Linked DNA regions of Mus musculus: all the other regions are linked to region 1. Evidence: chromatin loops called from intact Hi-C (ENCODE). Cell type or tissue: heart. All regions are shown on one strand. Region 1 holds the start of 5930403N24Rik (RIKEN cDNA 5930403N24 gene). Region 2 has its middle 87 kb from the start of Gm26535. Region 3 has its middle 69 kb from the start of Gm26535. Region 4 overlaps Gm26535 (a long non-coding RNA gene). Region 5 has its middle 200 kb from the start of Gm46220. Region 6 has its middle 55 kb from the start of 5930403N24Rik.

The links. Hi-C counts contacts between places; a loop is a spot of excess contacts. Peaks named below come from ENCODE experiments on the same cell type or tissue, not always from the same donor. Only the 100,000 strongest peaks of a DNase experiment are listed, where the experiment ranks them.
Region 2: a loop joins it to region 1, with 3 times the contacts of the local background. A loop is called at or near these places in 12 of 42 quality-filtered maps.
Region 3: it touches region 1 in a loop (2.2-fold over the local background); 3 of 42 quality-filtered maps call a loop at or near these places.
Region 4: it touches region 1 in a loop (8-fold over the local background); 14 of 42 quality-filtered maps call a loop at or near these places.
Region 5: it touches region 1 in a loop (6-fold over the local background); 4 of 42 quality-filtered maps call a loop at or near these places.
Region 6: a loop joins it to region 1, with 3 times the contacts of the local background. A loop is called at or near these places in 7 of 42 quality-filtered maps.

Annotation. Positions count from the first base shown.
Region 1 is chr10:37,139,237-37,144,236 of GRCm38, forward strand. It overlaps 5930403N24Rik (RIKEN cDNA 5930403N24 gene), which reads left to right and starts at 296. Exons shown (of 3, transcript NR_166104.1): 1 at 296-1,509. In heart, no CTCF peak of the experiment used is centred here; DNase peaks (open chromatin) are centred at 755 and 2,005; H3K4me3 peaks cover 2,920 bases; H3K27ac peaks cover 2,691 bases.
Region 2 is chr10:37,229,758-37,234,757 of GRCm38, forward strand. No RefSeq gene overlaps it. Among named protein-coding and RNA genes, the nearest start is that of Gm26535, 87 kb to the right of the region's middle. In heart, no CTCF peak of the experiment used is centred here; a DNase peak (open chromatin) is centred at 2,324; H3K4me3 peaks cover 670 bases; H3K27ac peaks cover 3,087 bases.
Region 3 is chr10:37,248,289-37,253,288 of GRCm38, forward strand. No RefSeq gene overlaps it. Among named protein-coding and RNA genes, the nearest start is that of Gm26535, 69 kb to the right of the region's middle. In heart, no CTCF peak of the experiment used is centred here; a DNase peak (open chromatin) is centred at 1,983.
Region 4 is chr10:37,335,574-37,340,573 of GRCm38, forward strand. Gm26535 (a long non-coding RNA gene) reads left to right here. Exons shown (of 5, transcript XR_871577.1): 4 at 1,811-1,943; 5 at 2,248-3,375. Among named protein-coding and RNA genes, the nearest start is that of Gm26535, 19 kb to the left of the region's middle. In heart, no CTCF peak of the experiment used is centred here; DNase peaks (open chromatin) are centred at 1,948 and 2,798; H3K27ac peaks cover 1,085 bases.
Region 5 is chr10:37,858,458-37,863,457 of GRCm38, forward strand. No RefSeq gene overlaps it. Among named protein-coding and RNA genes, the nearest start is that of Gm46220, 200 kb to the right of the region's middle. In heart, no CTCF peak of the experiment used is centred here; a DNase peak (open chromatin) is centred at 2,784.
Region 6 is chr10:37,191,562-37,196,561 of GRCm38, forward strand. No RefSeq gene overlaps it. Among named protein-coding and RNA genes, the nearest start is that of 5930403N24Rik, 55 kb to the left of the region's middle. In heart, no CTCF peak of the experiment used is centred here; DNase peaks (open chromatin) are centred at 2,780, 3,320 and 3,660; H3K27ac peaks cover 376 bases.

The DNA of each region.
Region 1 (5,000 bases):
GACTCGCATTGACTCTTGCCGGTCTATATCCGCGTCTGTCTCTAGCCATTCTCTCCCCTCCCCCATCTTTCCCGTGTGTTTACGTGTATAAGTGTGTATACGAGTGTTAAAGACAATGGGTAGGATTTGTGTGCTAGCAGCATTTTTTCCCTCCGCACTCCATAAGGGTTTCACAGATAGTGCGCAAGGATTTTTTTTTTTGGGGGGGGGTGTTTCTTTTTTTAAAAAAACTGCTGCAATTGTTAAATCGTCCCACACTGAAAGGTATTTAAACCACGAAGATCGAATTTCATCTAGCAAGATCTCCAGTTGGAATTAGGTCTGTAGGCCAGATGTGGGAAACGCAAAAACAGCAAACAGCCTAAGCCATGCTCGTTCCTTTCTCTCCTAGAGGCGTGAAATAAAATATTTTGAAATTGGTCCTTGGAGCACCTCAAATCGCGTCTCTCCAACTATTCCAATTACCGATCACTTTTCCACAAAACATTGTGAGGACCATTTTCAGAAGATCGAAACTTGCTAGCATGTTATCACTGTAAGAAACGACATCATTAATTTTCCTCTGTGGTAAAACTAGACCGAGCCTTGAGTGTACGAATCCATATTTACAGTTGGGAGGCAGCTACTCTCGTCGACACGGGTTGTTTTCCTAGCCTGCTGCCAACATCGGAGGGACTCTCATTTTGAACTTGTCTGTGCACAGCATCAAGTGTGCTCCTGGAAGAGAGGCAACAGCGAGGAAATCCTAAAAGACCGAGTCCTAGTCTCAGAAGAAATCGCCTGCAAGGTTGAGAGACAGAAAGAAAATCCCTGGAGACTCCACGTCTAACCCAGGCTAAAGGCAAAGCTCTACAGCGGTGTGTAGGATATCTCTCTCGTTCGCTACAGCCCTTGCCACCGAAGTACCAGACGCTTTTAGTGTGTGAAAGACCAGGCGTTGATTTAATGTATCTGGAAGGGAGAGGGGATAGAGGATGCAACTTAATAAATATTCCTCTAGTCTCGCTCATGAAAACATCCAAAACATCTTTCGGCGTTTGCATTTAATGACTGCAACGTGAACGATGGAGGCGAGAAGCAGTCGAGGGAATGGCTCGTTTCTCTTAGTGTTGGCTCGGAATTGTCAAACAGTTACTTTCTGTTCATTGTAGGGAAATAGGTCACACTTTGAGTGAAAAGGACAGTTGGTTCAAGCCAATAACCCTTTGTTCAAGTGCTGTTTGACAGTCCCTGAGCAGAACATCGTTGCGTGAAGTTTCATCTCCTGTCCAGTACCTTTAGATACATTATTAAATCCCAAAGTCATATTCCACGGAGCGCCTGGAAGGAATATTTCGTCGAAACGCGTCTTGCCAACCAACGTGTTAGCACCCGTAAGGAAGCCTGCTGGACTGGCCCGAGAACCCGGCCGCCAGGATGGACACGAATCCCTCATTAGCAGTTCCAACTTGAAAAGTCAACTGGGCTGGTCCAACACCACCATCCAGGAGATTCCCAAAGGCTCAAAAGGCAATCTGTGCACCCACCCCACGGGAACCTTGCCCCTTCCTCTGCGTCTCCCTCCGGTTTTAAATTGGGATGATTGCTAGTTCGCTTTCGGATTTTTTCTCCCAGACATTCGGGGGCTGCTTTTGTGGCTCCTTTGTTAACAGGCTGTCGTGCAGCTTTCCCCCCTTTTCTTTCTCCAATGCCTATTTGCCTGGTATCGGCTCGTCTCCGGGGCAACCGCGGGGAAGATTCGGAGCCCCAGGCGCCGGGAGGGGGAAGGGGCGGAGCCCGGCGGAGTGGGGGCGGGGAGGGGCGCGAGAGGAGGGGCGGAGGGAGTGGGTCAGGAGGAGACCCCAGGACCCACGAGGAGCAGATGGCCGCTCCGGGGCGGAGCCCGTGAGCGTCAGGGGAGCGGGAGAGCCAATCCGTCCCTGCAGCAGCGCGGGAGAGAGCCAACGAGAGTAAACACGCGGGCTGTCCCCCCCCCCCCCCCCCCGCGGTCCCTACTTTGCAGCTGAAGACGTGATTTCCTTTGGATAAGAAAGCTCATTGCCAGTGTGGTTGGAAAGCTGGCGGTCCCCGGGAGAATGGGTTGGGAGGCGGGTTTGGGCGGAGCTCTGAAATCTCCCTCTCCCTTTCCTCCCCTCCCACCCCGACTCAGGCACCCACTAAGCCTGGCGAGAATGGAAGAGGCGGGTGGATGGGAGAGCGGGGCGGGGCTGGGAAAAGGGAAGAGATTGACTCTTGCTATGAACCTTAAGGAATGCCAGCAAGCTATTGGAGCTGCTGGTCTTTACCTGCTGCAGTTCCCCTACAGTTTGGTGGTCTCCCCGTAGAGTTAAGGGTTTGGGGGGGGGGGGAGGCGGGGAAACACCCGCCAAATGCATTTATATAAGTGAGATTAAAGAACCCATAAGGACATTAAAAATTGGAAGCAGGCGCCTATAGCCAACTCAAAAGGGAACACAGACTTTTATTCTCCATTTGCACTGTTTATGGAGGGATGTGGTGTGTATGAGTGTACAGAGTCTTACTGTGCAATACAGGCTGACCTCCAACCCTTTGGAGCCCAGACTAGTCTAAAACTCATGATTCACAGGGTCTATTTCTCAACTGCTAGCGACTAACAGGGGTGTGCTATTACTGCCAGCTCTGTGCTCCCATTTATTCTGACCTGGTGGCACCATAGCTAAAGGTGCTTGCATTCAAGTCTGAAAACCTAAATCCATCATCCCAAGACCCAGATGGTGTGTAGATAGAACCAACTCTTGAAAAGGTTCCCCGACCGACCCTCACCCCTGGCATACACTACACAAAAATTTAATGTAATATGATGTAGTAATCTGTATACGGTCTTCCTATACAGATTACCACCAATGCATCTAAGATGCACCACAGAAGAAATCAGAGGTCAGGATGGTTTAAAATGTCAGTTTAGGGCAGAAGAGCACTTGCCATGCAAGCATGAGGACCTGAGTTCAAATCCACAGCACCTGTGTAAAAAGCCAGCCCAGGTGTGTGAGCAAGCCCAGTGCTGGGGGAAGATCTTTGAGCCTTATTGGCCGACAGTCTAGCTCTAGGTTTAGTGAGAGAGTAATAGGCACCTGATTGCAGAGAGAATATCTTGTGTATTGTATGGATACACCACCTGTCAATTAAAAAGCCAATGGCCAATGGCTTAGGCAGGAAATAGGTGGTGGGACATCTGGGAAGCAGAAAGAATTCTGGGATAGAGCCAGGTGTGGGAGATTTGCCTGGGAAATTTTGAAGAGACGGACACATGGTACTTGAGCACAGGTAACCAGCCATGTGACAGAATGTAGATTAGAATAAATGAGTTATGTTTAGTTATGATCTAATCAGAAAAGAACATAGCATTATGGCCAAGGTATTTGTAAATATGTTTTGAGTCTGAGTCTTATTTCTGGGATCATGGGGCTGGGAGGAAGAACCAGGCCCAACATCTATATCCGATACCTCCTCTGACCTTCACATTTATGCACATGGGCATGGGCCCTCCACACACCAGTGCATACACCACTACATACGCACTTGTTTATAAAAGTATGGAATAGTAAGAATTCTAAGTGCAAATGTTTTTAAAATCCAGGTCATAAGAATATGCAACAGATGGCAGGTAGGGTCCAAAAAATCACTCTGTGTAACTTGTGCTATAAAAGGATGAGCAGAAGAAGAGAGACTGAAGAAGGCTGAAAAGAAACTCTAAAGTAGTAGGGTAAAAAGTAAAATCAGGAGTATAGTCGGGGAAATCATGGTAGATGTGGTACTGAGGAGGAACGGCTCATTTTGCCAAATGCTAGAGGCTAATCAAGTAAAATAAAGACTGAAGACATTATAGACATTATTGCTTTTATTTTTCTTTTTCCAAATGAAGCCTGACTCTAATCCAGGCTGTCCTCGAACCCACTATGTAGTCCAAACTGTCCTTGTGTTCTCAACAATTTTCTTACCTCTGTGCTCCAAGTGCTGGATTCACAGGCAGAAACTGCCATATCCAAACTTCTAGAGCAGTTTTTGTAGCATGCTGAGAAAGGACACATGTTTAGGGCTTGAAGTGTTGAGCGTAAATGGGAACACACTTTTAATAAATAAATAAATAAATAAATAAATAAATAAATAAATAAAGCAAGCTTGACTGAGCAAAGAATTTAGAGAGACAAAGCAAATTTTGTTACTGCCTTGAGTAAAGATATTAGAGCATGTTTGATGGGCTAGAAATGATTTCAGGCGAAAGGAAAATGTTATAAAGACAAGAGAGGGAAAAACTGTGGACAGGGCTGAGATGGCTCAATTGGTACAGTGCCAACCCAGAAAGAAAAAACCATGTTCAGATCTCCAGTGCTCATGTAAATTCCCTGCACACATCTCTAACCTGTGTGCCGGGAGTAGTAAGGGAGAGAAAGGTGGATCTCCCAATCACATTGGCTAGTCTGTCTAGCCAATCAATAATCTCCAGTTTCAGCATGCAACCCTGTTTCAAAAAAGTAAGATGGGGACCAGTCAAGGAAGCCAATGTCAACCTCTGACTTGCACATGCAGGCATACATCTGTGTATACCACAAATATGCAGACTGCAAAGTGGAGAATGGGTTAGGATATTCTTGGAAAGGTAAGAGGGGGAGAAGATATGCATACATATATAATATGATATATGTATACCTTGTTGAGACTTGTTCAATGGACTTCAAGTACTCTTGAACTCTTGGCTAAGGATCCCTTTAACTATTGATCTTTCTGCCTCACTTCCTACGTGCTGGGAATACAGACCTGGCTAGGAAATTAATGGACTTTTTAAAGAGGCTGGGTCAATTGAAGTAATAAGGAAAAGGGGGAAATTTGCTAGTGGAAAAATGAGGAAAAACTCCCTTCTGGTGGTTTCTCTTTTCTCTTGACGTCATGAGCTGAGAGTTAAGGAGACCAGAGAGATCTGAGGTTTTGTTTTGTTTTAGCAGATGCAGAATAGTGCCTGGGAAGGTGCAGTGTTGAAACTT
Region 2 (5,000 bases), 91 kb after region 1:
ACAAACAAACAAACAAACAAACAATCAAACAACAAAAACAATTAAGAAATGAGGCCACAAATGTGGCTCAGTGTGTACAAGTGCTGGCTAGACAATGCACTTGTCAGAGGAACTAAGTTTGTCACTGGAATCCAGGATGGAAGGAGAGAATAAACCCTCAAAATTGTTCTCTAATCTCCACATGTGTACTTTGGACACACATATGCCAGTGTTCAATGCAGACATACTCATACACACATACATAGCCATAAACACACACACACACACACACAGACACACACACACAAAGCCATATATATACATACATACACACATACAAACATACACACACATAGCCATAAACACACATACAGAGCCATACACACACATACACACACATACACACACACACACACACACACACACACACACACACACATACATAAATTTGACATAGGGCCTCAACATATAGCTCAGGCTGGCCTTGAACTCACAGAGGGTAGCCTGCTTTGCTGCTTTGCCTCTAGAGACCTTCAAATATTCAAATATTAGGATTGATAATATGTGCCATTAGGCTTAGTAAATTGTCAGATATACGTGAAGAGGCCATTCAAAGTAAAATAATAAAATTACAAATGGAAAATTTTCATTTGCTCATCTTTCTCCCTCCTTTCTTAAGACAGGCAATCTCCTTTACAAAATACTCTCTTTATTACCACCCCCCTGAGATTAGCTCAGAAAACAAGTGGCTTTACTCTGGGTATAGAGCTGTGTGTGTCATATGTGTGAGTGTGTGTGAAGACTTCCTGTACTCTGTAACCTTCTGGTCCTACTTACTCTTTAGCCTTAGGCTTATTACCTCTCCCACCTTTTCCTGTTAGGAAGCACAAGGTAACTGTCTAAAACAGCTCAAAGGCTACTAAAGCCAGATAGTGATTTCACTCACCTAAAATCCTGGCCCTCAGGATGCTGAGCAGTAAGACTGAGAATTCACGTCTGGTCTGGATTGTGTATAGACAAGAATCAGAAGAGACCACTTGGCACAATTCTCAAAAACAATTGGAGAAGCTGGCTCCATCTGCACTTGGTAGGCATACATTATTTTATTAATTGCATGTTTGTGGAAGTGGCAAAAAGACACACTATGATTGTGGACATGTCTTTTTAATTTTTTAAAATTAAATTGTTTATTTATTTAGTGTGTGTGTGTGTGTGTGTGTGTCAGACTACAGCTTTGTGGAGTTTTTTTTTTTTTTTTTTTTTCCCCATTCATCTTTACACGGGATTGAACCCAAGGTAGTCAGCCTTGCAAAACAAGCCCCTTTATCTTTACCACTGAATCATCATCGTACCAGCCCTTCTTACCAGATTGTGGACATTTCTTAGACTTAGTCACAAAACTAGATTAGCAAAGTTTCCTAAATATCTTTCTAAGTAGTTATAAAAAATACCAGGCTCCCTCCCTTTGGGGGTTCCTTCTGAGGACCACTTGCTGAAGAAGAATGGGTGACAGAAGAGGTCAGTGTGTCTTGGGTGGTCTAGACTTTGTTCTGCAGTGAGTTAGTCTAGGCCGCATTCTAGCCAGTCATTTCCCCCATGTACCCAGATCGAACCAGTCTGACCCAACCCAGGCTCCCGCTCAGCTCTACAGAGTGCTCCACGCCTGGGGCAAAGTGAAGGCTTGGCAGCTATCAAAGTCTTCACAACTTAGAAGGAAACTAATAAGGGCGACCACACACCAAAGATGATTTTCTTTGTTTTGCTGTTTTTGTTTGTTTGCGTATTTGAGACAGAAACTCACTTTGTTTACACCCCAAGCACTGTGGTTACAAGTATGGACCAGCATACCTAGCTTGGATGGCATAGTTTAGACCTGTCAGAGCATGTCAAAAATAAAAATAATTAAAAAAAATGGAGTGACTTTGAGCTTATTGTACATATTAGTTTATTATAGTTTCAAAATTATTTAAAATTTTAAGAATTTTCTACAGTCAATGAAGGCCCTGTGCTAAGCAAACAGTTTTAAATTGCTGAATCCCTGTTACAGCATGTGGAAGAGAGCAACTTTGCTCTGAATACACTTTCGTAATAAAAATGTATTTAAGACTGAAGTTATTTCATCTTGTTTGACATTCATAATTAGTACATATTCAGTAATCTGTAGTTTTTAAATGCCTAGGTATGACTGGGGGAGGATGGGGGAGGGAGAACTGAGGAGGGGGGTTGTGGGCAGTCAGAGATTAGCATGGCAGGGTTGGCTCTTCCCTGCTGTAGAGCAAGGGCATCAGCAGTTTAGAAGGGGAAGTAGGCTTCAAACCAAACAGCTGACGCTGAAATCAGCTGGTGGCGGGCCTGGGCGGGGGAGGGGCGAGGGGGAGGAGGGGAGGGGGGAGCGCAGCCTGACTTCCTCTTCATTCTTGTTCTTTCTGCCTTTGTCCAGGGTTAGCAGCGCTTCGATTCCCTATTCTGTTACCCAGTTCCTGGGAAGACACCCTGCCCCCATCCCACCACCACCCCTTCCACTCTTCCTTCTGGGGCTTATCTGCTCTGGCCAGGCAGTTGCGTAGTGAAGATATGCAAACTGTGAAACACACAAAAGCACCTTAGAGACATCTAGAACATTTGCACTAAACACACGCAGGAGAATACAGCGCAACACATTACAGCCTCTTGGGCTCATTTTATTCTGCTGACTTGGAACCAACAGGGAAAACCCCTACCGTCCTTTGCAAGTCCTTTTGTTTTTTTAAACTTCCTCTCCAGACAGCAGAGCAAGGGTAACTAAAAAAAAATCCAATTCTTTACGATGTCTTTTAGTTATTTTGTTTAAATGTTTAACAACTTGTTCATGAAAAGTCTCACAAAAGTACAAGAAAGTCGGCTACATTGTTTAAATCTTATCTCACATTCCCTGCACGTCAGTCAAAATGGAATTACAGCACATTAAGATGGCTACTATCAAAACCATAAACAGAGCCAGAAGATTCCAAGTGTTGGAGAGGATGTGGAAAAAGCAAGATTTTGTTCACTGTCAAGGGATTGCCTATCAACAGTGGTGTGGTGGTTCTTCAAAGGCTAAAAAGGAGGTGGACATGGTAGGGCACGGTGAGACGTGCCTTTAATTCTAGCCCTGGAAAGGCAGAGGCAGAGTGATTACCAGTCCCACCTCTGACTTGAGTACATGCTCCCAATGAACTGGAAAATGGAAATTAAAACTATGCCATCCTTGAACTCACAGCAGACTTCTTCTCAGGCTCAACATGGGAATGTTCTGGAATTAAAGGCTTTAGAGATCATGCCTTTAAAGTCTGTGATTCACACTTCCAAAGAGATAGTAGTCTTAATGCAGGGAGTCCTGATATCTGCTGGGATGGTGATGGAAAGTTATAGTCATGATACTAAATGAGATCAGCTGGTCAGAGAAAGATCTCCTTACATGTGGATCCTAAAGCAGTCAAATGCATGAAGGCAGAGTGGAGTGGTGCTTGCTAGGGGCTGGAGGAGTTGTTCAATGGATCCGGATCCTCACATAAAAGGCCTAGGGCTGGGCATCTTGAGCTTGAGACCAACCTGGCTAAATAGGGAGACTGTCTCAAGACACAGTTGTTTAAGTAGAGAAGATGAAAATAGTTGAAATGGAATTTAAGGATGGAAGAATAGCAATGGAATAGTTCACACCAAATTTTGTGTTGTGCGTATTTTCCAATTAAAACTAATTTTAAAATGGCTAAGATGCCTTTGTGATAGCTCACTGGGTAAAGGTTCTTCCTGCCAAACCTGATGATGTAAACTCAAGGCCCAGGAGCCACATGAAAGGAGAGAATTAATTCCTGAAAATTGTTCTATTAGTCTATACATGTGCACACACTTACACATACACATTCTCTATCTCTCTCATACACACACACACACATACTCACACACATACACACATCATCATGAAAAGTTTTAAGGGGTAGTTTTTCCCACAAAAAAAAAAAATACATAAAGCCAAAAATAGAGCCTCAGGTTTCATAGCTTCATGTCATCACTTAATACAAAAGAACAGCAGGTACATTTATCGAAATTAGAATTTAATGTTGTGGACCACATGACCCCACACCACCCCATCCCCCACTCCCCCAGGCAAGGTTTGAAATAACACTTGTTGATGTTGAATGGTTCAAGGAGTACATGTGGTTGGACAACGTCACCTTGTTCTTTTCAAGACAGAGAGAGCCCGGAGAGCCTGGCAGACAAGCCAGGAGAGGTGATGCCACTGTTACCTAACCCGGTCAGCAGTGTGCTCTACTGTGCCCACTGGACCCTGTACTCTTCAGGGTCCTGCTTCCTCCTGGTCGAAGCTACTCCTGTAAATGGCTACCCACAAAACTGAGTTGCTGACTCTGAGAACAATCCCTTGCTATGTGAATTAACACCAAGCAGGCCTTCAGTGTGATATGGATCTTCTGACATTTAGGTTACCAGGCCAGTAGTAGCATGGGTTATTAGGAGAGAAAGCTATGATTATTAAGGAGGTTATTTGGCAATAGGAAAAGCAGTAAGCATGCTTTGATTTCAGCCTCCTCTCCCTAGGGCCCACACATTTAATGATATCTTTTTACGCTGCACTAGGACGTGGGGAGGAACGGGTATGATTATCTCTACTTTATAGAAGGTGAAACCGAAGCACCGGAAATCATTTGGCTTTGGGACAGTGACTCACTGGTCAGGTCAAAGCAGAAAACAGGCTTCCAGGCTCCTAGATCCAGGGCCTTCTGGCTGTAAATAGTTTGCTTCTCTTCTGCTGATCCTATTCCACAAAGCCAAGCCCTGGAGGTTCCAAGCAACAGGAAAGGCTTGTACTCCCATGACCGCTCTAAGCAGAGAAACCCCCTATTGTGGGGTGCCTGTCAGGGCTGAGAAACTAGTAACTTCAGTGTGACTTGGAGAATGTGAATTTTCCTGATTTCATTTGAATGGAGGGGTGGGGAGAGGGAGGAAGTGGGGGGGAAGACAATTAGAATTTCACTGCACTCCAT
Region 3 (5,000 bases), 110 kb after region 1:
AATGGTGTTTTGCTGGGGCAAATACCTGAAGGAACATTTCATTAAAATGGACACAGGTGAAAGGCTCAGGCAGACTAGTGTGGGAACGTTTCACTGAAGCAGACAGAGGAGAGAGGATGTTCTGCTAAAGCAAGCACGTGAAAGGACACGTGATGAAGGATTCTCTGCTAACAATGCACATATATTGGTCTACCTTGCATTTCATAGTTGAGCTGCATTTGTCAGGACTCCATAGAGAAAAACTGCAACAAAAAAATTCTGGCTGTGTGCTGCAGTTTCTTGCTGCTTCCTTATACTCGGGCTGATTGGATACACATGCTGAGTGAGGCAAGACATGTCGAGGACATGTGATGTTTGGAGGGTATAAATAGGATTCCAAGGAGTGACAGAGACAGAGCTTGGCTTGCTAGTACAGCTAGCTGTGCAATGCTTGTGGGCTTGCATCTTCATTTCCCTGAGAGAGACACAGCTGAGAAGTTCTCCTGGTGTCCCTCCAGGTCCCTCCTTCTGACTTGAGCTGAGGCTGAGGCCTGGCTGTCTTTACTAGGTCATGTCACTGCTGTTGCTAACCCTATTCTACACAACTGGATAGCTTGTGCATCCATGAGGTGTTTGCGAGTGGATGGAGCTACGGCTGCCTGCTGACCTGTGAACTAAACTACTGATTTCCAGACAACACAGATAGGAATTGCCCCAAAGAACCTTTCTAAACTGGTCTACTTCCCCTTTCTATTCCACTATCCCTGGCGGGTGGTGGGCTAAAAGGAAGGTTAGAATGTTTAAGAACCATCATTAAAAATGAAGTTTGAAAAAAATTAAAGTTACAGGAGAGGTTAAGGATGAAGAAGAATTCTTTACCTGCCACCCGAAGACCTGGAATGTGATTGGCAGCTATGTTAATCTATGGGTTTAAGACCTAGCCCCTTCAGAAGTCCTTCGATGTGTGCACTTTGCAGAGGCACTCAACTACTTTGATTCTGTGCTTTCCTATTTTAAAAGTGGGGATGGTGGGAAAGCGTGACCATAGGCCACTAGGCAGGCATGTGGAATAGCACCCACAGACTAAGAGGGAGAATGATCTTTATATAATAGTGCAGTAGGCACACTTTGAAAACAGTTAATGGTTTAATGTCTCTGTGGGTAGTTAACACATTGGAGCATCTCGCAGGTAGGTGTGTGTGTGTGTGTGTGTGTGTGTGAGAGAGAGAGAGAGAGAGAGAGAGAGAGAGAGAGAGAGAGAGAGAGAGAGAGAGGTGTGCTTTTGGGTTGAAACCCCAAATTCATGCTAAGCATGCACTCTACCTCTGAGCCACAACCCCAGCCCCAGGGTGACTGTTTCCATTTGGCAGCCCCAGTTTCTCTCTTTCTCACTCTCGCCAGCTCATGAACTCTGTGGCTTAAGCGCTCCACTGCCTTCTCTGTGGGTGTCTCTAGGCTTCCTCGTTGCCCCACAAACTTCTAGCTCTTACTTCTCTAACTTTCTGACAGAAAATACTACATAGCCGACATGTCCTGGCATGAGTACTGTTCTGAGTTAGCTTCTGGTAGCAGGGCCACAGTCCAGAGAAGCAGAGGTAGAGGTGAGAGAGGAAGACAGGGATGGGAGAGGGAGAGGGAAAGAGGAGATGGTGCTGAAAATTGATAATTGGTAATTCCAGCATGTGGGAGGTGGAGGCAGGAGTCCAGTGTCCTCTTTGATTATGTTGTCCCAGATCAACCTGGGGTTGACACACATACACACACACACACACACACACACACACACACACACACACACACACTCATGAGGGTGAACGAGAGAGAGAGAGAGAGAGAGAGAGAGAGAAGCAGAGAAGGGTTGAGAGAGACAGAGAGAACTACTGTACCTATTAGCTAGATGGAAACATTCAAGAGAGAAGCAGCATTTTAGACAGGATGTCTTCAGTTGCTTCCTCTCCCTTGCCCGTCTGATGTAGCCCTGAACTCTTCTCACATTCCAGAGACTTTGCCAAGTTCTGCCTCTGTCCACCCCTTCTGGATGTGCTGACTCTTCAAAACAGAGAGGAGACTCTGCATACTAGGAGAGATCTAGGACACGGCTCAGGGTTTATTTCACAGCTGTTTTTTGTTAACCTTGACTCTAAGAATTTTTCCTCCAAATAATTTATATATCAAGGCAGGATGTAAGTCTGAAGGGAGCCATATTCTAGATGTGAGCTTGCTGGGTGCAGAGCAGAGCAGGAAAGGACAGAATTTCTTTAGCAAATTAAAGCTGGTGGCTATTCACTTTTCATTTCTTTCTCATTCTCCCACATTTTTCTGTCCTCCTCTTTCTTGTGTTTTTATTGAGCTTTGCCATGGGCAACCCCAACTGGAGTGACTTGTGTTTCTGGGATCACCTTATACCTCTGTGGGCATGAGCAGCAGCACACAGAGGTATACAATTGAAACCAGCAGGTTCTACCTGCTGTCTCTAGGACAGCTATGATGATGATGATGATGGTGATGATGATGATGATGATGTAATTTCTATGGATGGAACTCAGGTCTGCATGTTTGCAAAGCAAACAATTTTCTGACTGAACCATATCTCCAGCCTTTTAATTACAATAAATGCCTGCTGTTTCTAAGGATGCAATCCCTGCATACAGTTTGCCTAGTGAACCCAGTGTCCAGCGGGACTGCTGTTACTTGCCAGACCAAAGCCTTTCTCTGCAACAAAGCCTACCATTGTGTCCCAGTGTAGGCCCCTGATCTTTCCCAAAGGGCCTTTTTGAACATGTGCACTTATTTCCATCCCACTATGGGCTGGATGCAATAATAGCTAGAGAACCATGGTAACTTGCCTTCCCCCTCTGACCATTCTGCAAGTGTTATCTGGTGCTCTCTGAAAGCGACGCAGGCAGCTGGACTCTGCAAGAGCGTGTCTCCTCAGGGACTGTGCTCCTTGGTGCCTCTGTCGCAGGGCAAGGGAGGAATACAAAGCTGAAGGTGCCAGTGTGCTCCTTGACTCAGCTGTCCCTGTCTAATCCCAGCTCACAACTGGATGTCCTGGGGTTTGAGTCAGGGCTCTCCTCCTGGCTACTTTCCAGCTGTTTCCAAATGCACTTGAGAAAGTTCCATGTGATGTTTTTTTCATGTAGCACCTGCTTGAACAATCCAACAGTCACGTTCTTTTCTCCTCTATTATACTGTACATCTGTTATTTTGCTGACATGGAAGCCAGCATAACAATTAGATTCATTCTTACCCAGTAAGTTGATTCCAGCGAAGCTTAAGAGCCTCAGTGGAGGTTTTGAGTGTTTATTCAAAGAGAGAACAAAATAAGAAATCCTGTCTATGAAGAGTTTTGGGGGTTAAGTTAGTGGCATGTCTTTACTGAAGGTCATTTCATGTCCCAGTGGCAAGGGGATGAAGTTAGCACTACATGAGAGATAAGAAGATAAAGGTGATCAGGAATCCCTTTGTCTGGGTTGGTTTACTTTCTCTTAAGCAAAAGTGCATTCAGGGAAGGGAAATTTTCTTGTTTGTTTTTGCTTTTTGAGACAAGGTCTCTCCACATAGCCCTTGGTTGTCCCAGAACTTGCTATGTAGAGCAGGCCAGCCTAGCCTTGGGACTTATAGAGATCTACCTGCCTCTGCCTCCCAAATGATGACTGTCTAGGGAAGGTCCTTTCTAAAGAATGCTTCATTATCCATCAGCAGAGCAATTTGAACAAATGCGAGAATCTGACATGTGCCCCTGTGAAAGGCTGTTCCACTCCCAACGGGGTTGCATGTCACATGTTGAGAACCATTGCCTTAAAGATAGCATTGAGCAAGGGAAAACTTTAGTGGGATTGAGGGCCAATTACTCGGGGCATGGGGAAATAAGCCATTAAAGCTTTGGCATTTAGTGTGTGCAGTGAGGTCATTGAATGGTCCTAAACAGAAGAAAAACATCATTTGAAGTATATTTATTTCTAAGTGGGTGACTTGAACTAAACTGGCAGCATGGGAGTGAGCAGTGGGCACAGTCTGGCCATTTTTGAGACAAGTGACTTAACAATGAGATATCCAGCTTGTGAGGACAGTGGCAGGTGGTTCCTTTTCCTCCTGGAGTTCTCAGTACCCTCTTTGCAGTGTAAATGAAGTTATTTTCCTTTGAAAAGCAAAACAAAGCAATGTGAAGCCAGAGGCCTGTGTCTTTACAGTGTATTCAGGTGGCTGAAGCAGGCAACGGCCACCAGTTTGACTCCAGTCTGGGGTGTAGAGTGACATCTTGTCTCAAAAAAAAAAAAAAAAAAAAAACAACAACAACAACAACAACAACAACAAAACAGAAGAGGAAGAGAACAATGGGAAAAGCCATAAACTAAATCTGAATATATCTATTAAGTTGTTCCAAAGTTTTCTTACATATGTGTGGTGGTGGTGGTGGTGGTGGTGGTGGTGGTGGTGGTAGTTTTCCCAAAGATTAACAATGATCAACCTCTTGACACATATCATTTAGTATCATTCATTTAAGTATCCCGACATTTATTTACATGCCAGATATAATTTCTCAAAAGCAAGAGCTAAAGTGGCCTTCCCACAAAGGATCCTTCATAATACATGTAATTTCATTTAATATTGTAATATTTTACAGTTACTTTATACATTGTTGAGTCAACAGCCTATGACATGATATGTATATCATTTTATTTCCTAGAGGGGAAGAGATATAAGTAATAAATAAGCAATAATAGAATGAGAAAATATCCTATTTAGATGATAAAATTAGCAACTAGACTAGTGTAGTCCAATAGACATTCAATCCAAAAAACAATTTAAACCACATCTGCACTAAGAAGGAATAAGAAACAGGTAAAATTACTTTTAATGATATACTTTATTTTGTTCAACATAAGTAAAATAGCATACATTCACCATGTAGCTAATATAGAATTATCAATTGAGTATTATCTACTATGCTAAATTTTCCAAATATAGTGTGTATTTAATTCTAAAAATATATCTTTCATATTTACTTTTTTTTTTGA
Region 4 (5,000 bases), 200 kb after region 1:
AGACATAACTGGTCTAAGTACTGTGGATAAGTGACTGAATGCCCAGCCCTAAGTGAGATATCTGTGTCAACACTCCATCCCCGCACTCAGGACTTGTTCCAAGAGAATAACACCTAGGGCGTGAGGCAGAGTGCTGTGAAATTCTGTCTTTTTCATATGACATGACCACTGCACCCATGAATTCAGAATAGCTGTGGATACCTGCAGATCTATGCAAGATTAAGCCAGTCAACATTCTTGCATGAATGTAGGAGTGACTCATGAGGCACTACCCCTAACTGAAAATTGTATATGTACCAAGATGAGAGAGGGCCCAAGAATTTGGGGGTGGGGTGGAGAAGAGGTGGAGGGTGTAGGCCCATGCCCTGATATTTATATTTATGTGCATATAAGGAACACTAATTAGGCCCATTTGAGAGGTGGGGAGAGAGGGAGGAAGGGAGGAATGAAGGAAGGAAGGAAGGAAGGAAGGAAGGAAGGAAGGAAGGAAGGAAGGAAGGAAGGAAAGACATGAAGTTCGGATGGGGACCTGTTGGAGAGGAAAATGTGTTGGGATAGGGCCTTGAGGGAGTTGGCAGGACAAAATGGAGGTGGGTATGATTAAAAGATATATACATGTATAAAATTTCAATGAATTAATCTAAGGAGCAAAGATCCCAGAGCATCTGAGGAAATGCCTTTTTGAGCAGCCAGAGCATGGTCTAAGCTCACCTACATTGTGTTTTTTTTTCAAGCAGGCTTGACGATTTATGGGTTTAACAAGATTTCTCTGGACATGGAACTGTCTACAAACTAACTTAACACATTAATTCTGTCATGCCATAAGACCCTTAGTGCCCAGGGTGAGGTACAGAAACCCCATGGCTCAGTGAGGTACAGGGGAGGACTAATTAATTAAACAAATATGTCTTAAATATCATCTTAATAATTCTCTGAATGCTTTGTATTGCCCATAATTTGTCTATAGCACAATTACACAGTTCACCAATAAAAAATGGACATATTAGGGTCTGTGATTGTATTATTTTAACTTGGTAAGGCAGACTTAAATACAGCAAATGACCCTGGAACTGGTGTCCTTAGCCGTAGAGTCCTGTTCAGTCCAGGCTCTATAACAAAAACTGTTCCAATAGCCTGTCCTGACCTGTGAGAATTTTAAACATCTTCGGACCGAACTTTTCCTTTCATTGCTTCAAGACACAGATGGCATAGAGAAAACCAAGACATTAAGAGTTCAGTGTTCCCATCTTGGACCCCAGGCTCCTAAGAGTTTGCATATGTAGTAGGTGATTCATCCTAAAATTTTTTGTGTATTTCTATTCCTCTGATTACAGAACAGCTTCTTGTTCAGACATTTTCTAAGGGCATCAAAGGGCAACTAGAAAAATCCAGTGGAAAAAGCATTCGCAGCAGGTTAATTAGTTGCAGAGGAGAAAATAGAAGTGCAGTATTATTTGTTAAGACCACAATAGGAAGTGTGATTGTGGTGTCTGTATATTATTCCATTATTGAAGGAGAGGGTAGTGCTAAGTGACTGAAGTCCTCCTTTGAGGCTTGCTGATCTTCTCTATAAGGAGGCTGCCTCTTACACAGGCAGGACTTAGCAGGTTGCCTGTCAGGACAAGCCCAGAGGTGGCATTACTTGGTGTTTGCTGATCAATGACACTTTGGAGTTCTGAGAACTCAGGCTCAAGGAGTGACTCCGGAAGCTGAGCTGTGTGGTTTTGCCCTGGGATCCTCAGCCCAGCACAGGATTGTGATTTAGTGCCTTGTGACTCAATATCCCCAAAGCTTATTTGCTTTTCCTCAGCCTGCAATGCCCAGAAAGGAGTTGGTGGCAAGTCACAGACCACACCCCAACCTTTCAGTCCTTTTGCTAATTTCTGCTGCTTCACTTCAGAGTCCCAGAACAACAGTGTGATGACTCACCAGCCTTACTTCCTGTAAGTAATCATTTTCCCACGGTGAGTGATGGTTTACTCCCGGGGTTGGGGGTGGGGGTAGGAGGAAGAATGTTGACTTGATTTTTTTTTCCTGTGCCTCATTTCTGCTGACAGAGAGCTAACTTTGAGTACTTTGTCTCCATTTTCATGGTCATCTCCAAAACACAACTTTAAAAATATTTTAATTTGTTAAGCTAACTACCCTGAAGTGTATGTTATCAGTAGGGAACAAGATCATGATAAACCCAATACATAGTTTGTTTTTAAAAATATTTAATGGTGATTTTGTAATTTTCTTACTTAGTTTGGCGTGAAATGACTTCCTGTGGAGGCCAAAGGCTGAAGAGACCCCCATTGCAGCCCCATTCTATGTTGAGAGAGCTGAGACCTGAAGCACCTACATGAGTTGTCTGTTTCTACACAACTAATTGATAACAGATTGATTTGGGCCAGGGACCAGCTAATTTTAGGCTGTGATATTCTATAACCTTATGGATGATAAATAGACCTAAGCTTATCTGTGACTTGTCACAAGGAAACACATAACCATAAAACTTTGTGATGAGAGTATTTCTTTCTTTGGACAGAGGAGAATGGGAGAAATCATGTCTGTTTCATAACACGTGTTGTAAGAATAGGTGGGAAGGTGCTCAGAGTTTAAGCACACAGTAGGTGGTCAGTAGTAACTCTAATTATTACAGAGGACCTGGTAAGGTGTTCTCTGGTTCTCTGGGGCTTCCTTTCACTGGTTTCTGTTCTCCTTTAGGCTGTGGAGTGCTTTCTCCTGCTCAGCAAGGCTCAGTGCTGAATTTCCTGTGACATTTGCATGTGAGTTGTCTCATTTCCCTGAAACCCTGTCACAAGCCCTGGGGTTGCTTCAGAGAAAGATCTGAAACCCCTGTCAGGGAAGTCCCATGGAGAAGTATTGCCTTCCCTTCTGGAGTTTACAGCTCTCTTCCAGATAACTGGCCCTTCCAGCTATGGCTCCAGGCCTCTGATAGGGCAAACGGTGGTGGTAGCCAGGGACTATCCCCAGGCTCTGCTTCTAGCCCTTGATCCTTTTATCATCCCCTTCAGATGACTTCATCTGACTTTTCCCTATTTTGTTCTTTCCCTTTCACCCTCCTCCCTCACCAATGGAAATTTAGAGGGTTCTGAGATTCTTGGGGAACTCTGGGGCTGTATAGCTCTTGTCCTCACTTCCTCTAAACATCACAGGGGATTCCTAAAGCAAATTGATGGCCCAGCACCTCAGCAGGCGCCCTCCCCCAGGATGGAGTTACCACATAGGTGGACTCTTCAAATTCTGTTTTTGAGTTTTAACTGCAACGCACACACACACACACACAGTCACATTCATTCATTTTTGCAGTGTTTTCTGTTATTTATATTTAAATTTTCTGTAATTTAAATGCCATGTGTCACAATAAAATAGTCAATTTAATTAAATGGGTTTATTGAATTATGGTATGTATGCCTGCATCTCTGTGTTTGTATAAGTATTTGTGTGTATGTATTTTTTTATGTGCTTGCACATATGTGGTATGGTTATGTCTGTATGGATATATATATATGTGTGTATGTGATTATATAATACATTGCATATATGGGCATGTTTATGTTTATATGTGATGTGTGTATATAATTGTGTATTCTTTGTGGTGTACATGTATGTATATATGTATATATGTTTATGTGCTATATGTGCATATGTCTATATGTATGCAGTACATATTTATATGTGTGTGTATGGGTGTGTGATATGTATATGTTTGTGTAGACACATGCCTGTATGTTTGTGTAGTTTGTAAATGGACATGCACATATATTTGTATACGTGTGACATATATATACATATATATATATATGTGTGTGTGTGTGTGTGTGTGTGTTCATACATAAACATATATATATAAATGTTTGTGTATGTCTGTGGGTATGTATATATGGGTATATATGAGTGTGTATGGTACATAGATGTGTGTTTATATTTTTGTATCTACATGCCTGTGTAGGATATATATGGATGTATAGGTGTATGTTTTTATATGATGTGCTTGTGTGTATGCTATGTGTATGTGTCATATATATATATGTATGTTTGTATATTTGTGTCTCTGTGTGTATATACCTTTGTGTGTATGTGTATATGTGTTTGTTTCAGGTTTTCCATGTTGTATCACCAGGGAATTTACCTCTTGAGGGTCTGTCACAGCACAATCTGTAGCACGTGAAAAGATACAGCTTTGTGCTAAGTGCTTTGAAATGACATTGAGTAACATTAAATATTGCAAAAGCATAAAGGAGGAAACAGGATCCGAGCTGCAGCTCAGCTGCAGAGTGCTTGCAGAATGTGTATGTATGTGTGTATATGTGTGTGCACATGTGTGTATGCATGTGCCGGTATGTGCTGCTTTGTGTATGTGTGTGCACATATGTGTGTATGGTTATATATGTGTATGTACATATGTGCCTGTGTGTGTGCATGTAAGTGTGTGTGTATGTGTGTATGAATGCATGTGTGTGTGTGTGTGTGTGTGTGTGTGTGTGTGTGACCCGATAAGTTTCATTAGGGCTGTTTACAGGAGGGGCTGTTTACAGGACCCTGTGCACCTTACCAATGAGTGACTACTGAAGAAAATGTGTCTCCTTCCCCATGTTAAATAATATCTTTCTATTAATCCAGAGGGAGGAGTAGAATCCCATGATCCCCACCCCACATGTTAACTGGCCCCATCTTGTGGAAATCATGTCTGAGTAATTATGCTGTTGTGACTTCAGGAGTGTTACAGTTGTGTCATCCCTATCCCCCTTTCTCTTGGTCTTGGGTCTCTTCTCTCATCTTCCACCATGTTCGCTGAGACTAAAAGGGGGTATTGTAAATGTTCCATTTCTCGATGAACATTCAATATTCATCTTATGCTCAGCACTTTAACCAATTAAGAGTCTTTATAGTCACTGTTGACCACTATAAGAAAAAAGCTTCTTTGGCCAGAATTAATAGCAGCACTATTTTATGGGCATAAACACAATTAATTAGAAAGCAATTTGACAGGT
Region 5 (5,000 bases), 720 kb after region 1:
ACACACAGAGAGAGAGAGAGAGAGAGAGAGAGAGAGAGAGAGAGAAAGAATATACCAACAGTTGGTATGGTATGTAAGATTCATGGTGGATATACCACACTGGGAAAAGGAACACTTTTCTGAATTTCTAAGTATATGCTATTTAGATAATTAGTTCCTATATATAATACAATAAAAATTTATATTCTATAGCTTACTTGATTACTGAAGACTAAGAAACCCTTAAAATCTCACAGATGTATTTCTTTATTAATTTATGAAAAATATCCAGAGTAGAAGAATAGGGTTCTTTTATGTTTACTAGTCACTTTTAATAAAAAAAGAGAGAGAGAAATTAACATCAAAATGAAATGCATCCCACTGACTATAGTACACTGGGTTAACTTCTCTTATTTGATGGTGGATCATGGTCATGTTTTTCAAAGTGTAAATGGGTTCAGAATTCTTCACAAATAACATTATTCACCAATGAAGAGCTTATTCATTTACGCAACTTATGATTGTGGCAGTACAATTTAAAAATAATTTGACATATGTTTCCAAATTGAAACAAATTTAGAAGACAATAGCTTTAAGCAGTATTCATGTTTATGAAAAAATGTATCTTTGATACAACTTTATTAATTCCATCCTCACACAATCATGATTTCAGCTTCTTAAATTATAAATTATTTGGTTTGATAATTTCTAAAATCTTCACAGTAAATCAATTGTCAATTAATAATTTTATGGAATAAAAGAATAAAAGTGTTATACTTATACTTTAAAAATGATGCATACCCAGATAGTGAGACAAGGGTGATATACAGAGGGTCAGGAAATTAAACAGATGTGTAGCAATGGAGGATGGAGGACTGGGGGTAGCCACCAGAAAGTCCCAGATGCCAGGAAAGCAAGAGGCTCCCAGAACCCAACTGGGATGACATTAGCTGAAATATAGAACAAAGGAAAGGGAAAATCTATAGAGACCATATCCAGAATTTAGGTAAGGCCCCCAGGTGAGGGATGGGACCACCCACTCATCTCCAAAATTTTAACCCAGAATTTCTCCAGTATAAAGGAAATATGGGGACAAAATGTGGAGCAGAGATTGAAGGAAAGGCCATACAGAGACTTCCTCACCTGGGGATCCATCCCATGTACAGACACCAAACCCAGATACTATTACTCATGCCAAGAAGTGCTTGCTGACAGAAGCCTGATATAGCTGTCTCCTGAGAGGTTCTGCCAGAGTCTGACCAATATGGATGTGGATGCTTGCAGCTTACCATTTAACTGAGCATGGTGACTCCAACACAGGAGTTAGGGCAAGGACTGGAGGAGCTGAAGGGGTTCGCAATCCCATAAGAAGAACAACAATGTCAACCAACCAGACACCTCCCCCAACCCCAGAGCTCCCAGAGACTAAACCATCAATCAAAGAGTACATTTGGAGGGACCCATGGCTCCAGCTGTATATGTAGCAGAGGATGGCCTTTTCTGGCATTAATAGGAGCAGCAGCTCTTGAAGGCTCAATGCCCCAGTTTAGGGAAATGCCAGGATGGTGAGGTGGGAGTGCGTGGGTGCATGGGGAAAGCACCCTCATAGAAGCAGGAGAATAGGGAATGAGATAGGAAGTTTGCAGAGGGGAAACCAGGAAAGCAGATAACAGGTGAAATGTAAATAAGTTAAATATCAAATAAAAAATGTAAAAAAAAAAAAACAAAACAAATAATACAGTGTTAGATTCTGATAGCTCATCTTTTAGTCTTTCATCATTTATCTATCTCTATGCCTAGTTACCATCCACCATTGTTCTATCATCTATATAACATTTCATCAATATATTAGTCCATTAGTATTAAGAATATAAAACAAGCTGGGCATGGTGGCACACACCTTTAATCCCAGCACTTGGGAGGCAGAGGCAGGCAGATTTCTGAGTTCAAGGCCAGCTTGGTCTACAAAGTGAGTTCCAGGATAGCCAGGGCTACACAGAGAAACCCTGTCTCAAAAAACAAACAAACAAAAACAAACAAACAAAAAGAATATAAAACAAAGTTTACATGTACCAAGGACATAAACACAATTACATGAACACAAATTTAATTGTGTGAGCTAGAATAAAAATCTCAGTTTGAAGACTACAAACCATTTTTCCTCTGAACACAAATATAGTTTCTCCTCCTCTACAAGTACTTCACAGAGAAATCAAAAATCAAAATCGAGTACAAAATACAGAAACATGTTTTTTTATCACCTTCCCCATGGTGGCTCCTGCTCTACTTGAAAACTATGTCTGGACAGACTTATTTGTAAGAATTCCTTGAGGATCTTTTATGTTGAATAAAATGTATCATTTCTCTCCAAAAATTTAAATACATAGAAATAGAAGTCCAACATCACAAAGCAAACCTAGCCCTTGGTAGTGAGAACCCCTAACATGGAGGTCAAAGAATCCATCTCAATCCTTACATCCTTGCTTCCTTTCTGTTCATGAATTTAGCAATTGGCTCTAAGTGGTCTCCTGTCTGTAGCATTATATACCTCCCAGTGTGACATTAAAGTTGAAGCTGTTTTTCATAGCCAAATAACTGCTTGTGTGGGTGTGCCAGGCTTCTCCTACATGATTTATTCTCTGGTGATTTATGCTAGCTGTGGAGGAAGGGTCCTGTGCCTGCAAGCTGTGCATGTGGATCATGACCACATACTCTTCCCAGGTGAAAACAGACAGAGGAAAAGCAAACTCTTCCTGCAGGAGCAGCCCCACTCTGAAGGCCCCTCCACAGCTGCGAGACGGGCCACCTGGGCCACGGCCCCTTTCAATAGCTGGATATCCTGTTCAGTTTTGCTCCTGCAGAGCTGTCCAGGACAATCGCCTGGGAAGTGAATTGTTACTTTCCAGGGGTTTTAAGCTTGCCAAGATTAGTTAGGAAAACACAGTTTGGGGTTATACAAATTCCAAATATTCTGGCTCCCTTGTTGCCTGAAATTCGAGAGAAAGAAAAAGTATTTGTGGTGTTTGTGAGTTTACATGTGTTTTGAAGCAAGAGTTCCTGTATGAAAATATATAAATTATCAGATGTTTCTGTATGCAAGCCACCACATCCTTTAAAATGGAACAATTAAAATACAGGCACTCCCTGTGTGCCTCTAGGAATAACAAGCCAAAACTGTTCTTAGATATGACAAAGAAACGCTGACTGTGAAGGTCCAAAAGCATTGTTTAAACTTCACTGGATATACAATGGCTTCAAATTTTAGAAAATGTATTCATTTAAAATTGTCTTAATGATCTAGAAAGAAATAGAACTAATAATAAAAAGGGAGAGAGAGAGACAGAGACAGAGAGACAGAGAGAGACAGAGAGTGCTCTGTGACTAAGACCATTTACTATACAGTCAGGAGGACCTGTGTTTAGACTCCAGTACCCACATCACAAACCAGGCATCCTCCAAATCTCTGTGACTCCAATTCTAGCCCTAGCCCCTCAGGATCTTGCCAGAGAATGGTTTTGTGCACTGTGTATTCAAATGCTGAACACTGTGCCCAGAGATCTGGTTGCAATCCAAACATTGGTATCATTTGTATCTTTAGAGCATCTCCTGTCTCAATGCTGTGTAAAGATTGTTTTTCATCACCTCTGATTGGTTAATACATAGCTGATTCAGCCAATAGCTGGGCAGGAAAGAAGAGACAGGACTTTCAGGCCCAATGTGACGGGTCTCTGGTGGGGACCAGAGGGAGGGAGAGATTAGCCATGAGCAGAGTTCCAGTTCCTCACCATGAGGACACTGCCAGCAGGAACAACCAGAGCAAGACTAAAATGACAAATAAGTAGTGGGGCAAGTGGCTGGAAAGTATACCTGGCTGGCATAGTCAGATTAAAATATCTCAGAACCTGCCCATTTTAGTGCCTGGAGTTTTTAATATAAATACAAGGTCTCTATGTTATTTATTGGGGAGATAAAGGGCAAATAGAAAAGCACCCTCCCTCCAATTTACTTTACAGGATCTATGTCTGTCCTCCACATTCAGAGTTAAGTGCACCTACAAACATTTGTGTGGATACACTCATGTAGACACACAGACACATAGACACAAATAAATGGTTCCTTAATAGAACAGAGAAACAATTATAGAAGGGAAAGGCTGTTTGTGTCTTTCCTATGAAGTGAGCCCAACATTTCAAACAGACTCTACAGAGGGATACATTCAAGTGGACAACTGTGTTAGGAAGATCCTTAGACCCGACAACATCAAAATGTATTGCCTTGTCCTCATTTGAAATGGATAAACACGTAAATCTGTAATGCTGAGAGAATGAATGTGTCCAGTTTCTCTCCCCTTCAAATGTGTGCCTTCGCCTTTTGAATAAACATCCTTGTGGTTTCACAGCATGTTTTAAGGTGTGGAGCTTTCTCATTAAAATGCTGAAGTTTTTTGTCCACATTAAAGTAAGGAATATGCCTTTCCTTCTTGTACTATTTTTGGTATAGAGAATGGTCTACAATGAAAGAGTATAGATTAGCAAAGTGATTATCACTCTAAAGGAACTAAAGTTTCTTTCTCTATCTTGGAGGTGGTGAATTGTTCAGTTGACATGGATCTATTTGAAAAGATGACTTTAAATGATTATTCAGGTGTTAGACCTTGTAAATGTGATATTCAGCATTTCACCAAGCTTTATCTTGTTACTATTACCTTTCCTGGAATCTAGAGAGTGAGAGAGATGTCCTAATCAAAGAAACAGTCTGTTCTTATTCCAGGTTCCACCCATATGTGCTAATTCTGCTGGCATCCTCACAAAAATTAAATTCTCTGACATTTATGACAGACTTGTCATCACCTTTTAGATCAACTCTTATCTTTTTTGCTCATCCAAATCAGAATCAAAATGGCTACCATTTTAAGAGGTACACACAAACCAAATTCAAGAAGGAATCAAGAAGTAACTAAATACTGGGTTTAATTTAAAAGTGAGAATTTCCACCTATGATGTACATTCCATAACCTTCAT
Region 6 (5,000 bases), 52 kb after region 1:
AGGTTCTGCATAGTATGGAAAGTGGGTCCCAGACCTCAGATAGTGTCAGAATCATCAGAAGTCATTTAAACACAGATTGGGGCTGGGGCTGTAATCAGTTGGTATAGAGCTTTCCTAGAATACATAAAGACCCAGACTGCCGACTCAGCACTGCATAAAATAGGTATGATGATGCTTATGTGCAGTTTCAGCACTAGAGATGTATGGGGGGGGGAGGGTCAGAAAGTCACCCTTGGTTACACAGAGAGGTTGAGGTCTCCTTAGATTACATAAGACATCCATATGAAAACAACAACAACAACAACAAGTGGGAACCAAGTTAATAAAATACTGTGTGTGATTGTGTATGTGTGAGAGGGAGAGAGACAGAGACAGAGAAAGATAGCAAGAGACAGAGAGAGAATGCAGAAGAGCTCTGTACCAGCATGTCTGATTCAGTAGGACCCAAGGCTGTTTCAAATTGCCTGGATGCTAAGGGAAAGTGTGAACACATTGTGACAGCTACGGGTCTTGAGCAATCCCTGCATCTCGTGCTTGCTAGTTGACTTCTTTTCAGTTCACACTGCTAGTGGAGACCATCTCCCCCCACATCTTCTGACCACCATCCCTCCTCAGTCTTCACCCTGCTTGACTTCTAACTGCTTGCCACCATACGCTCACCCTCCTCCTCCCCCACACCTTCTCCTTTTCTTCATACAGTCAAGGCTGACCTCAAAGTCACTATTAGCTGCATAGCCAAGGCTAGCCTTGAGCCCCTGATGATCCTTCTTCTCAGCCTCTGAACTGTGGAGGTTATGGGTAATGCAGCACACACCTGGTGGGTGCTTTTCTTGATATTCTCATCTCTCACTACTGTAATGGAATTTACCCTCTTTGCTTCTCACTTCTCCAACTCTTGGACTCTTTTCTATTTCCTCTGCCTCAGAACTGTGTCTTAGTTTAGCCTGTCATCATCTCCAGTGCGCACATGCCATCCTCCTCAGAGCTTGCCTCATGAGGCTTTCTGTCGTAGTATTAAGACTCCAGGGCAGTCTGCTGCCTCTTCTACAGTGATCTTCCTAAAGCACAGATGGGATCATGTTAGTACCTTGCTCAAAACCCCAGCCACCCTCTGGAATCTGGCCTTAGCATTTTTCCTCACCATACCTACTTTGGGATCTTCACAGACACACTTCAAACATGTCCAGTCCCCAAGGCAGCTACAAGATTTTTTACCTCCATATATCTTTTTATGTTACCAGCTTCTCCAAGAATGCTCCCCATCCCCCACAGAACCCACTTGTCCAGTAAACATCTTCCCACCTGCAGGCCCTTCCCTTTGAACAGTTTTGCAACCACCCCAGGAAACAGTGGTCATGTTCTTCCTGTACACATAACAACACTGTCGTGTTTTCCTGCACCTCTTAGCGTGCATGTGAAATCCTTATAGTTTGCAAAGTTCTATAGGACAGATTCTCTTTTCAGTTTTGTGCTTATTTTCAGATGAAATACTCAAGAAGCCATGATTGTGGCAACAGAAGCTGATGAAGACCTTAGTTAACTGCATTAATTTCCAGAGGCTGCTGGGACAAATTGACACAAATGTGTGCCTTAGAGCAACAGCAATAGCAACAGAAATTTGCTAATTCATAGTCAGTGGAGTCAGAAGTTTGAAATTAAGGTGTTGGTTGGGCCTCATTCTCTGAACATTCTAGAATAGTGCCCAGCCCCTTTCTTAAACTCTACTTTCCCAGTGTTCCTTTGCCTCCGTTTTCACATGGTGCTTTGTGCCCATATGTAGGGCCTGTCTGGGGAATCAGGGACAATGTCTTCCCAATTCCCCCTGCTCAGTTACAACTGCAGAGACCCTTATTTCCAAGAAAGACCACAAACCCAGGCCACGGTGGACTGAAACTGGGTATATCTTCCCATGAGTCACTGCTTGTGCCATCATAATAATTATTAAGAAATAAAGTAAGAAATTTATTGAACTCAATAAATACAAATAAGAGACTGAAGTTGGACACAAGAGACACACCTGTAATCTTAGTCTTCTGGAGAAAGAGGTAGAAAGATCATGAGTTCAAGGCCATTGTTAGCTACACAGTGAGTTCAAGGCCAGTTTAGAATACATGAGATTAATACATTAATACATGTTAACAACAACAACAACAAAAAAAAAAACTTTAAAAAGCTAGAAGTAGAAACTTTCTCCTGCTAGACCTCAATTAGAATTTTTAAGAACTGCACTATCATGCCAAAATTTTTTTTTAAATTAGCTTTCTTCTCTTCACAAATTCTATCATCTAAGAGAGAGAGAGAGAGAGAGAGAGAGAGAGAGAGAGAGAGAGAGAGAGAGAGAGAAAGGCAGAGCCAGGCATGGTGGATCATCACTGTAACCCTGGTGTTTGGGAAGCTGCTTGGGAGGACTGTGGAGAGGCTGTCTGATGAATGAGTCAATAGGTACTGTTTGTTATCTTGGTTGCATGTCAGTAGGCCAAGAGTCAAGCACTGAGGTTATTCTTATTTTTGTCTGAAATCATACCAAATCTCCCTCACGTTAAAAGAACGCAAATACATCCCCTGCTGTTCTTTCTCAACTGATTCTGTTTTGTATCCTTCTAGCAGACCTGGAGGAGAGGGAACTATATATTTCTCTTCCTCACTCGGGGCCTTGCCTTCTCCAGTAAAAGGTCCTCTGGGTGAGTATGAGGGCGGTAGTTGAGACAAGTTCAGCAACAGCTGGGATAAGCAGCTGTGGAAACTGGGAGAGCAGCCTGGGCACCGCGGTGAGGACCAGGTCCAGGTTTCCGCACAGTCCCAGCAGCCCAGCCAAGGCTCTGACGGTCTTCAAGGCCAAGCCAGGCTGTCACAGGGCCAAGGCTTCCTCTTCGCAGCCCAGGAGAAACCTAAGAAAACATAAAACTACCGAATGCCGTATCTATAGATTCCGTCCTCTTTTCTTCCCACAGGAGAACACAGCACAGAGAATTCTGTGATTTGTCAAAACCCTAAACAAAACAGGGCTGCAGTTGATTCCGACAAATGGCCACAGCTGTGGAAAAGTTTCTCTGCGAAACCAGCAGCTCAGCACAAATAGCCATCTCATCAGTTTTATGATCACTTTTCCAGCACGCTCTCTTTCTCCCCAACACTCAGCGACTGGTTCCTTGAGGTCAGGTCCCTTCTTTTAGTTGTGGGCAAGGTGGTTGTGCTTTTCCTATAGTAGCTTCGCTTTTCTTTACACTCAGTTTCCCAGGTTGGTCCATGTGTCATCTCAGTTGACACAGAAAGGTCAACACCGGTTGTATGGCCCTGGGGAGACTTGTTGCTTAGAGGTTGTGACTGGTGCCAACAGTGACACACAGCCCTGTGTCCTAGGCATTCTGATCTAGGTGGGGCCGAACGCTCAGGCCATGAAGCCTGGAAGCCAGGTTGCCTCACAGCTAAAGCCAGCCCAGGTGTGCTGAGAGTTTTCCAAGGTTTGCCTCACTGTGATTAAGTTCGCTGGAACTGCTGCAAAAGTGAGAAGCCCGGAGGAGGGAAGCGAGGTCAATGAAAACTGAACCTCAGCGAAACTCAAGGAATCCAAACCAATCCCAAACCACGTTTTTATGAGACCGTTCTGTGCTGAAAACTGATGAGGTGGATGGTTTTCTGCTGTTGCGGCTTAGTTACCTTCCTCTTTTGGAGGCTGTATATTTCTCTCTCCCAGCACAATACTGTGTCACAACTCCCCCCATACCCGCCCCCGGGGCCGCTTTCATTTTGAGGTCTGTCTGTAGAAGCCTCATTGTCATGTGCAGGCATGGTGATGTTTGTGTTTAAGGCATGCATGGACAAAGAGACTTTTGGACTTTTGGAAAGCATGGTATCAGCTCAGAATTTGAACATAAATGATCTCTCTCTCTTTTTTTTTCTTTTCTTTTCTTTTTTTTTTTGGTTTTTCGAGACAGGGTTTCTCTGTATAGCCCTGGCTGCTCTGGAACTCACTTTGTAGACCAGGCTGGCCTCGAACTCAGAAATCGGCCTGCCTTTACTGGGATTAAAGGCATGCGCCACCACACCTGGCCATAAATGATTTCTAACTTGAAACATGAAGTATGAGTATCTAAGGCAGGGTCTAACATTGGTTACCCTGCATATTTTATGGGTTTTCAGAAGTATCCAATGAACAGGAAAGTAGTAAAGCTGGAATTAATGTATGGTTTCCAATCAATGCGCACTGTACAGAAGAACTTTACGATATCAATAAGACACCTGTTTACAGAGTCTAGCAGGTAGGTTAGTTTAAAGCTAGTTTGTGTAAGGGATTACAATGTTTATGTAATGGTTAAAGAAGAGGAAAATGTTAGCCTTTAATTCCAGCAGTAAGAAAGCAGAGGCAGGTGGATCTCTTTGAGCTTGAGGCCAGCCTGGTCTACAAAGGGAGTTCTAGGACAGTCAGGGCTCTTTCAGAGAAACTCTGTCTCAAAAACAAACTGTCTTAGTCAGGGTTTCTATTCCTGCACAAACATCATGACCAAGAAGCAAGTTGGGGAGGAAAGGGTTTATTCGGCTTACACTTCCATGCTGCTGTTCATCACCAAAGGAAGTCAGGACTGGAACTCAAGCAGGTCAGGGAGCAGGAGCTGATGCAGAGGCCATGGAGGGATGTTCTTTACTGGCTTGCCTCCCCTGGCTTGCTCAGCCTGCTCTCTTATAGAACCCAAGACTACCAGCCCAGAGATGGTCCCACCACCCACAAGGGGCCTTTCCCCCTTGATCACTAATTGAGAAGATGCCTTACAGCTGGATCTCATGGAGGCATTTCCTCAACTGAAGCTCCTTTCTCTGTGGTAACTCCAGCTGTGTCAAGTTGACACAAAACTAGCCAGTACACAAACCAAACCAAAATGCATGGAAAATCAACAGGAAAACGTCAAACTTCAATGCTTTGTATAACTTTAAATGACAGAGTATTCAAAAGCCAACAGTAGGAGGTGGAGAGATGGCTCAGTGGTTAAGAGCACTGGTTGCTC